Linked DNA regions of Mus musculus: region 1 is linked to region 2. Evidence: chromatin loops called from intact Hi-C (ENCODE). Cell type or tissue: left cerebral cortex. All regions are shown on one strand. Each heading gives the region's core, and the rest is flanking DNA. Links, peaks and the distances in the headings are about the cores only.

The links. Peaks named below come from ENCODE experiments on the same cell type or tissue, not always from the same donor. Only the 100,000 strongest peaks of a DNase experiment are listed, where the experiment ranks them.
Region 1: it touches region 2 in a loop (7-fold over the local background); 1 of 42 quality-filtered maps calls a loop at or near these places.

Annotation. Positions count from the first base shown.
Region 1 is chr13:51,877,921-51,883,296 of GRCm38, reverse strand. No RefSeq gene overlaps it. Among named protein-coding and RNA genes, the nearest start is that of Gadd45g, 34 kb to the right of the region's middle. In left cerebral cortex, for the core only: no CTCF peak of the experiment used is centred there; DNase peaks (open chromatin) are centred at 1,949 and 3,066.
Region 2 is chr13:52,075,299-52,080,674 of GRCm38, reverse strand. No RefSeq gene overlaps it. Among named protein-coding and RNA genes, the nearest start is that of Gm40948, 5.6 kb to the left of the region's middle. In left cerebral cortex, for the core only: no CTCF peak of the experiment used is centred there; DNase peaks (open chromatin) are centred at 620 and 2,871.

The sequences.
Region 1 (5,376 bases), core at 170-5,169, 200 kb after region 2:
CAATATGATTCAGAGTCTAGGGTTGGGTGTCACCTTGACAGAATCTAGAGTCACCAGGTCACCTGGGAGCCAGGCCTCTGGGCAGGGAGTGGGAGATTATCTCGGTTAGGTTAATGAGGGAGGAAGACTGGGATAATGTGGTGGCCCTGTTGCCCTGGGCAGCATCCTGGACTGTCTAAAAAGGAGACCATGAGCAGAACATGAGGAAGCCTCTTGATGGCAGATGCACTGGGCCCAGCTCCCTCAAACTCCTGTTCTGACTTCCCCGCCATCTTTGACTGCAATCCATAGCGCTGAGCCAAACATCCTTTCTCCTTCCAATGGCTTTTGTAGGGTTTTTTTTTTTAATCACAGTAAAGAAAGGACACTAAGATAGAACCCAAGGGACACAGTCTCAAGGACCTTTCCCACTGGACCACAGGAAAAGGACAGAACCACCAGCTAAGAGCTCTTCGCCCCTTCCCCACAGCCCATCCCCCACTGCTTTTATGGTCTTTTGAAAAATATCCCAGGTTTGGGGAGGGAAGGGCTTTAAATATTCACACTCTGTCTGCAGAAGACTGCATGCTTGCCCTGGGTGTCCTCGGTAACTGAGTGACCGTCTCCTTTTCTGCCCACATGTCCATGATAGCACGTGAGCAGAAAAGGACCCAGGAGCCTTCCAAAAAACTAGCAATAGCATTCAGATACTGGATGGACATCAACATAAGCCCTCTACTGTCCAACCTCCAGCAAGGCAGCAGACTCTTGCCTTCCAGAAAGCCAGGGGGGACTAGCTGTCAATTTGGAGATCGTCAGTGAGTCTTCAGTGCCTGCCAGCAGCCTTGAGTAGTCTCTAGCTGGTCAGCCTTGGGAACTCAGACCTTGTGCCAGCACCTTCTCAGGAAAGGCTAATGTTCTCCGACAGCCAGCTTCCTGGCTTTGATGGCACATAGAGGAGCAAACATGAGTGGGGAGGGGGGCGCACAGGATGGATGGCAGAGGACTAGAATCTGCCTCTACTTGAGGATGACCCCCAGAGTGATCTAGGAGCCTCATCTGCAGATTATCTTGGTGGTAAAGTCCAGACTCATAGGACTAAGTACCTCCCAGACTCGATCTTAGGACCTACCACCTAAGCTTTTTTAGGCTGGGAGAGTGGATCTCTACACTTCTGTAAAGGGATCGGCCTGGGTCTCAAGGGTGATATAGGCTGATCTTCACTCCCCTAGAGCTAGGACAAATATGGAGAGAGCCAGGGTAGTAAGGACCTCAGAAGAGGAAGAAAGGAAGGCTGAGTGGGGTGAGGCAGCAGCTGCTTTGAGAAAGAAGTCTGACGAGAAAGTATTTCAGGCAGCCAAAGGGAATGTCACAAACCTCCGGCCTCAAAGCCACTCACTTCCCCTCCCAGCCAAGGCTCTGCCCGAGTCTACAGGGAGAGGACGGTCAGTCGGTCCAAAAGTGAAGCTGCCTGCAAGACCCTAAAAAAGATGGCAGCTGTGGCAACAGGACTGCTTAGAAAGTAAGGCTGGCCTGGGACGGAAAAGGAGCCTGTGCTACCGCAATGAAAAATGATTGGAGCAGAATCTGTCCCTGTGTGGCTAGGCTTATGAGACAGTGGCCACTGTGACCCCAGACAGCAGGACACTAGAGATAAGGCATGCCCTGGGATGAGAGAGCAGCTGCAGGCAGGCCCTTCCATGGAAGGCAGCCCTTCCTGCAGCCACCTGCCCCACCCCCGACCGCAGAGTTTGTGCTGAAGGCTGTAGTCACCTTTTCCTGCATTTTGACCTCCTGGCAAGAGTCCTGGGGTCACGTGGTTGGGTTAATATCAGGGAGCTCTTATCCCTTCTTATAGCTTGAGGTTCCAGCCTCCACACTGAAGAGACCAATCCCTCTGTGGGCCCACAGAGTCACATGTGGCTAGAAAGGAAGAGATTCTGAGTGGGAGGGAGATACTAAACAGGAAGGAATTCCTTAGCAGCTAAAAATGGCCATGGAGTGGTGGAGACTCGGCTGAGAATAAACTGAGCCCTGTGGGTGCACACCTACTCACTGGCATGCAGAAGAGGAGGTTGTCTGAGTGTGAGAAGCAGAGTACCTGAGACTCCTGTCCCTGTTGTCTATAACCTGACTATACCCTTCAGGACTGTCCTGGGATCATGCCCATGGACATCTCCAGACACTGTCAAATAAGTTACAGGGATTCCCCAATGCCCTAGCAAAAGTCAAACCCATTGGTAAGTGTTTCTGATGTCACCTACTGATGCCTAAGACCTTAAGTCTTGCTCAGCGTGGCGGCAGCTGATCACACTCACGTGCTTGCCCATTCACTCAACGAACTGCAGCCTTGTTCTCTACCAGGTCCTATGGAGAACACTGCAAGGACAAAAAGGTTGGAGCCAGGATAGGTGAGCCACCTCAGCTCAACCCTTCAATGCCTGGGCCTCTGGTATGCCAAGGCTAAACTCTCAGAGCACGGTGATTGAAGCCCTTTCCCCGGGTGTAGACCACCAGGAAAGTCCCAAGATAGCGCCTGTGCTTGGTGCTGAGGTGCAACAAATGTTCAGGATGCAAAAGGACATAGCAGGCAGAGAAACATCCTTCAGGTTTTGAAACTCAAACTATGTTCTAATCTCTTCTCATATGTCAATGAAAAGGATATAAGCTTCCTTTGATTTTGGGTATCTGATCGAAGTAGTGGACATAAAAACTCTGCCCACACAAGGCTAGGGAGGTGGTTCAGTGGGTAAGACGATGGAGTCCCATAGGTCGGTGGTGAAGTACGTTGGAAGCCCTGGATGGAGAGCGTCAAGTGAAAGTGAAGAGGAATGACCTCTAATCTCACTTCAGAGGGTGACAACTCACCTCTGGGAAGCTCTGTGCGTTGTCCCTCATTGGCCATGTGGGTCTTCCTTAAACCACAGAGGAAGATGTGTGTAGTAGGTTCTGTATGCCATCAGGAGGTTCTGGGATAACAATGGGCACCAGTATGCAGCTCTGCACTATCATTTGGCCACGCCCCTAGAGCTGCTGTCCGTGGGTACCCAGAGAAGCTCTGAGGATTCATCGTGGCTTGGCTGCTGGTGCTGATGGCAGCTGTCAGTTCAAAAGAGGACACCAGCTACTCCATGTGTGAACCAGGGCAATCCTCCCCCTGGCCCAGTGACTGTTCCATGCAGATGCAGGTCTGCATGGCAAAGGCTCTGATGACTGCCTTCCCCCTGCAGACTTCTCTTGCTAGATAGTCAGTCTGCTGTTTCTACAGGTCCACGTCTACAGCTTCAGCTGATCCTGGGTTGAAATTATTGGGGGGTGGAGGGGGAAGAAGGGTGTATCTGCATTGACCATATGTAGGTTATATAGCAGGACTAGTCTGTACTTGGCATTAGCTGTTATACATCATCTAGAGATGTACTGACTAGGTCTGAGCCCTCATGGTCCAATCACATTTCAAAAGCCCATCAGCTATTAATCAGCCTACATCACACGAGCCTTTGCAGGAATAGTGGTTTCATCTAGTAATGGACTCAAAGGCATCATCTGAAGATGACAGCAAGGTTAGGAGGTGGCCCTAGTTAGAGCAAGTAGGTCAGCGAGAGCATGCCTTGAAAAGGAATGATTGTTCCCAACCCTTTCTTGGTATCTCTGTTTCCCAGCTGACATTAAGTGGGTAGCTGTATTCCAATATATTCTTCATACCGTGAAGCTTGGCCTCACCAAAGCCCCAGGCCAACCCCAGAACAAGACCTCAGAAGCAGTGAGCCCAATGAGCCTGCCTTCCTAAACTTTAGCTCTCAGGCCTTGGTCTGAGCAAAAGGCCACAACAGCACAGTCAGCCTCTGGTAGACCATGTGAGAACTGACCCATCCAAGGGCTCCTGGGTTGCCCCTCTCCGCAGCTGCATTCCTCTTGCCCCTGCGCAGGGCTCTGGGTGACCCCTACACTACTTCTCCCTGCAGAGCTGTGGCTCTTGGGTTGTTTTTCTGAAAATATTGCCCTTCTGTTGTTGTCAACGGAGGTGTCACCTGAAAACCCCACCACAGCAGCTTTCCCACACTCCTTCTTCCCACAACAAACACTAACAAAAGGGGAAGGGGAGGGGACTCCCTCCTACACTGTGGAAAGGAAACTCCGGGCTCCTGAGCTCAGTTACACTTGTCTCTCCTATTCAGAGCATGCCAGATGAATAATGGAAAGAGCCCAGGGTGGAGCCTTGCAGGGAGTTAAGGTGGGGCCCGGGTTTTCTCCGTGGATAATGGTGGGATTTGGGTCGTACGGCTTTTACAGAACATCATGATGCTGGAGAGCCGGTTGCTATTTTGGGACATGGCTTTGTGGCCTGGCCTTCACTGTGGGGAACTATTTATACGCCTTGTGACTATAATTCCAAAGCTTTGCCCAAGAACATTCTGGGCTTTGTTTCCCATTTGTTAGCATTTGATCAAAGGCTACTTCACCCTTGAGTTTGAAAACCCAAGACGAAGATTCCACTTTAGGTCCTGCCTGGGCAAATTTTGCCCATAGATACAGAGCTATTTATTTTTCTTGTTTTGGTGCTGATACACTTTGAATGGTGATCCCACCCATCTTTCCTTTCTGGAAATAGAGGTGAAGGACAAACAGAAAAGACATGGACAGCAGGACATAGAATCCAAGAGGTTGCATACTGTAGTACTTTTTATTGGTTATTTTATTTATTTGCATTTCAAATGTTATTCCCCCTTCCCGGTTTCTCCTCTGCAAACCCCCTATCCCCTCCCCACCTTGCTTCTATGAGGGTGCTCCCCCACTTACCCACCTACTCCTGCCTCACTACCCTAGCATTCCCCTACACTGGGACATCAAGCCTCCACAGGACCAAGGGCCTCCCCCTCCCATTGATGCCAGATAAGACCATTTTCTGCTACATATGCAGGTGGAGCCATGGCTCCCTCCATGTGTTCTCTTTGGTTGGTGGTTTAATACCTGGGAGCTCTGGAGGTCTGGTTGGTTGATATTGTTGTTCTTCCTATGGGGTTGCAACCCCTTCAGCTCCTTCAGTCCTTCCCCTAACTCCTCCACTGGGGTCCCTGTGCTCAGTCTGATGGTTGGTTGTGAGCATCTGCATCTGATTTGGTCAGGCTCTGGCAGAGCCTCTCAGGAGACAGCTATACCAGGCTCTTGTCAGCAAGCGCTTCTTGGCATCAGCAATAGTGTCTGGGTTTGGTGTCTGCAGATGGGATGGATTCCCAGGTGAGGCAGTCTCTGGGTAGCCTTCCTTTTAGTCTCTGTTCCACTCTTTGTCCCTGTGCAGGAGCAATCCTGGGTTAATATTTTTGAGATGGGCCATGCCTAACCTCTGGATATGGTCTCTATAAGTTCTCTCTACCCTTTGTTGGGTATTTCAGCTACTGT
Region 2 (5,376 bases), core at 66-5,065:
GTGGGTAAGCACATTTAATAAGTGCTCCATCAAATCCCATCAATTTTTCCAAAAGTTCCAGCTGGGTGAAATGGAAGAAAACAATGGTTAAGTTCTCTCTCTCTCTCTCTCTCTCTCTCTCTCTCTCTCTTTCTCTCTCTCTCTTTCACACACACACACACACACACACACACACACACACCCCTCTGTAGATTTGTGCAGATAGACTACCCTTCTGATAGTTACATGATGAAACTGATGCCCTTCTTGAGATGTCTTCAACTCTGCTCTGAAGATTGCTTGGGGTACATATCTAAAGGAGAGGAGCCTGAGAAGTGTTTTCTAGCTTGACCATTAAAATTCATCCCACCAAGGTGAAGAGAGCCACACCATCTCCTTAGTTTAACCCTGCCTTGGGCCCTGCCACGGTGGGAAACAAGCTCTGGTTCTGCCCGAAGTGGTCTGGGGATCCTAAGTACATTCCGTAGATGCTTCTGCCCCAGCCCCTTCCAGGTGGACAAGCTCATCTTCCAGGAGCAAGCTGTGAGAACAGCAGCTAAGTTTAGCCGCCAGCTCTGTGGATGTGCAAGGCTTCTATTATTAAACCGGCATGGGATAAATATTTCCGCCGTGACACACAACTGCTCCTGGCATGCAGGAACTCCTGTCCCTAGATCCATCCCAAAAAGGGAAGCTCGCAGAGATCTAAAACTGGGCTACGGGAATCCCAAAGAATGCAAGGCTTGGAAAGTATCCAGCTCGTATTTGAAATGCTTCTCCCATGAGGTGCAGAAAAGGAACATCGGACTCTGAAACGCAGGATACTGCGACCACAAAGACACATGGGGGCTGCTGCCTGCACAGTTCTCTTGTGGTTCACTGGCCCCGGCATGGTTGCAGGCTGCATTCCCAGCTCAATTCCACACAGCTGTACTCAGAGAAGCAAACACACTTGCAGTTTCAGCTGTCCAAAGTGCCAGAATCCCTACCTCAGAAACTCCAGCTCGCTTTGAGACACAAGATAGATTTCTCTGTGCCTGGAAGACTAACTAGATACTTCAGGAAGTAAAGAATAGCCTGGAAACCCAGGAGTGTGAAGCGACATGGGAGCTGATAACTGTCACTCTGACCCAAGCACCGGGTTCAGGTCGTGACATCACAACTCAACGACTTGAGTGAGGATGGTCGCTGATTTTCTTTCCCCCTTGTTTCTTTGCTGATGACAAATATGTATTGCCTGCTGCATGTCAGTCACAGTTCTAGATGACAGGCACTTGACCAGATGAAGGAAGTAAGAAGTAAGGGAAATAGTCTAAAGGGGAAAAAGAACCCTAACCAAGCTCAGCGTAAGGATAGTGCTCTGTCCAGGAGTGGTGAATGCCTCAGAGGACAGTAGAGCAGGCTGGGTGGAGAGAGATTTCTGAGAAGATATCTGGGCATGGACCGCAGAGCAAGAGAGACAGGCGGTTTACAAGCTCAGGAATGATGGAGAATTATCCTCATGTTATGAGAAGCAGAAGGCTTTAGGTGAGGACTGGAATCGGAGGTGAGATGTGATGTAGCAGGGAGAGGCTGGGCTGTCCCAGCCTAACCATCTAGGCCTGGTTGGGATGTGTGATATCCTGGGGCTTGGTTTAAATGCAATGACCAAGCAACACAGGAGTTACTGTGCTCCCCCATTTCTACCTCACTGCTGTGGTCAAATCACTGACAAAACACAACTCAAAGGAGGAAGGCTCTATTTCAGCTGCTGGTTTGAGGAATTTTTTGATCATTGTTCTAGGGGGGAAGAAGAGTTTGTCAGGAGAGGCAGGGGGCCGTTTGCTCCTATCTTGATAGACCAGGAAACAGAGACAGGGCAGGAAGTGGAACTGGTCTGTAAAACCCCAGGGCCCACCCAGAGCGACTCACTTCCTTGAAAGAGGCTCCACCTTCAAAAGGTCCCACAACCTCCCCCAAACAGAACCACCAGCTGGGGACCACGTGTCCAAGACACATGTGCCCGTGGGAAACATTTCATATTCCAACCACAGCACCATCCTACACCACTAGTTTATTAAAGGCTGGTCAGATGTCACAAACCAGCTTAATAATGCATCGATACAGTTACAGGCATAAGGTTTGAAGGCAACGTTTCCTGGGGAACCTTCTGAATTGCTGTCACCAATCTGTAGTCATTAGGACTGGACAGATGGCTTAGAGCACTGGATGTCCAGTCATGGGAACCAGCATTGGGACCCCAGCCCCCATGTAACAAGGTTGGCAAACATTTGTAACTCCAGCTCTGAGGGATGCAATGCCTTCTTTCTTCTGGCCTCTGCACATGTACATGTCACACACACATGCATGCACATAGGTTCACACAGATACGGACACCACACACAGAAATAAATAAATTCTTCTAAAAAAAATGTAGTCATTAAGAAAGAACCAGGAAAATTGACTGTGCTCTCTGCACAGGCACAGCATTGACAGAAGAAAAAAACCTGGGGTAGAACCAGGGTGTCAAACAATTGTCTGTTTTCCCCTTTCTTATAATGTAGGATGTGTCAGTGGTCAAAACACCTATGCATAGCAACCGCATGGACTTTTGGGTGTGCCAAGAAGCCAAGTATTATCAGACATCCCAGTCCCATGGCCGGAAGACAGCTGACCATGGAGTGGAAGCCACCTCCAAACCGGCCTCTGTGTCCACTCGTGATCGTATGATCAGAATCTGGGGTATTTGTTGGCACAGACAAGGGGATGCAAGAGTCTGGATCTGCAGATGCTCTTACAAGGAAATCGGCTCCCTCACACGTTACACAGATACTGCAGGCTCCTCCCCTCTCAAGTTGGCATTCCTCCTGTATCTGCTGCTCAGAGTGTAGGAAATCACACCCTGGAAGCCTGCAGTGCTGCAGAGTCACACCAAAATTCCTGAATAGGCACAGCCTCCCACCAGACAGGTTCTCACAGGATCCAGTAACACCAGCCCACACCACCTTCTTCATAGAAATCTAGTTCTGCCATCCCTGCCCCACCCCCCAAATTCATTTCTGTTTTTGAAAAGCAGCTTCCTCCTAACTAATACCTTTACCATCTCAAATACCAGGGTCCCCAGATTTCCTCTCTAGCAACCTAGAGGACTGAGTTCATGCACAGAAAACCAGTGGATAGGTCAAATCTCACTTATCTCAGAGGTGAGCTGGGATGGAGAGTCTGCTCCATGCTGTCACCAAGCAGTCACCTGTCCCTGTGGTATGCCAGGGCTCTGTTGGCCCGATGACTTCTACATCAAATGGTTTGCCACAGCTACAGGAGAGCAAGAGGTGAGCTCAGGACCTGTCTGGAGGCACTTTATCTACACCAGAGCTTTGAGACATAGCTTCCCTTGGTTATATACATGCAGAGACCAGCCTATGTTAAACTTGTGGACCTCTTCCTCAAGCTACCATCTTGACCCAGTTCAGACTCCCTCTGAGTGGCTGTCTTAATATCTCACATAGCATAGAAGGACCTGTGTGTCACTAAGTGGACGCTAAGAGACTCCTGCATCACTTAGGGCCCCAAAGCTGTGAATTACTTAAGAGAGTTGCTAAGGCCTTCAGGGGCTGCTGTTTCTGCAGATCTCTTCCCTGAGAGCCCGGGAAAGTAAGGGAGCACCCCCACACCTCGTCAACTCCTAAGGCCCTGGGAGAATAGCTTCATTTTTCCCTGTGAGAGCAGGGGAGGCCTTGGGCGTTAGGAGAATCCTGCCTGCTCTTGGGAACTGATTCCACAGAGAGCAGCACCTGGGACATTTCAGACGTACACCCTTCTCTGCCTGTTTTTTGCTCTGAGGATGGTGTTCAGGTCCTGCAAGGTCCTCTCTAGAGACATCATCTCCTGGTTAGCACTTGTACTTACTTCTTTAGGAAGCTGGCGCTCTGAGGCTTCTAAGCCATATCTCAGTCAGGTGCTGAAGGGAGGTCACGTGGAGGTTATAAACTGACTTTCCTGTGCACGCACACACACACACACACACACACACACACACACACACACACACATGAAATGCAGAGGAGTGTATGTGCTCTCTGCCCTCCCTCGTATGCTAAGGAAAGCATCCTGAGAGCTTGTGGGAAACGCACGGATGATGGCGATCCTGGGGGTGTGTATGTGTTCACAGCTATAACGTCCCATCCTTCCAAACAGGCACCCCACAGAACTCTTCATGACTGCATCTGGCCTGATCAGATCTTTCCCAGTCCATTGTCACAGTGGGCACACCTAACAGTGACTCATTGGGTGGCCAAGAAACACCAAAGTAGGAACAGAACATGGATGTGCTCATGAGGTCCTTCATGACAGGGAAGAGAGATGGAGTGAAGGCGGAAGATATCAGACTAGAAGCAGACTATAGAGGTTCTCCAGGCCTCTGTCCATCATGGGTCTAGCAAGACGTCAAGTTCTCTAAAGAACGTGAGTGCAACCTAACTTTCAGGCTTGATTGTTCCATTGTATATTTATACTGTGATCTGACTGCTTGGCTCCACCAGTCCTCCTCTCCCTCCTCCCCTCCCTCTTTCTGTATATCCCTTCCTCCTTCATTCCATCATTCCCTCCCTCTGCCTTGTTAAATCCCTGCCGTTGATTCCATGAGGCTTCAGGTATCTGGTAATGGCAGCCCTTACTCAAGACTAACATAGTGACCAAGGCAAGAAGACAGAACATAGCACACTGGGTTATTAGATCCATTACATGGTTACTTTTGGGCCATAAGCCCTGTGAGTGCTCAGGGCAGGGCTGTGTGTGTACACAGTCTTCACCCTTTGAGTCCCTGGAAAGGAGCTCCAATGCTTTCTCCAAGGTCCTTTCAGTCCCCTTCTCAGAAGTCTCGAGATGCCTGTGAGGGCAGGGATAGGGGTGGGGAAGCTGTTGTGTGTAGCACACACTGCTCTGTGTAGTGCAGTCCTGGTCTGTATCCCTAGGCAACCAGAGAGGTTGGCAGGGAACCAGGCTCCATCTCAGGTATGATGGTTGCTGGGTCTCCAGGGGAAGTAGAGAAACCAAGTTCCCCTCAGTCTCCCAGCCACGAGTGATGGTGAACTGTCTAATCTGCCCAGTTTCCCGGGAGGCTTCAAACTGTATATGGGCTGAGTCGTGCATATATGGAAGACCACGGCTTCCTCGGAGACTGGTCTGAGTTGGAGCGCTGCAGCCCTGCGGGTGCCCAGTCTTCAGCCACCTGGCCCGTACAACCAGACGAGAACAGGGTGCACTGCTGTTGCCTTTCAAGCTATCCAGTGTGTGGTCCTCGGTTATAGCATCGAGGGGGGAGTGAGGACTGAGGCCACCCACAAGGAAACCCATACTGCTACCCTCGTGAATGTCCCCTGCTCTGAGCTCTGGGTGGTGTCAAAATGACAACCCTGA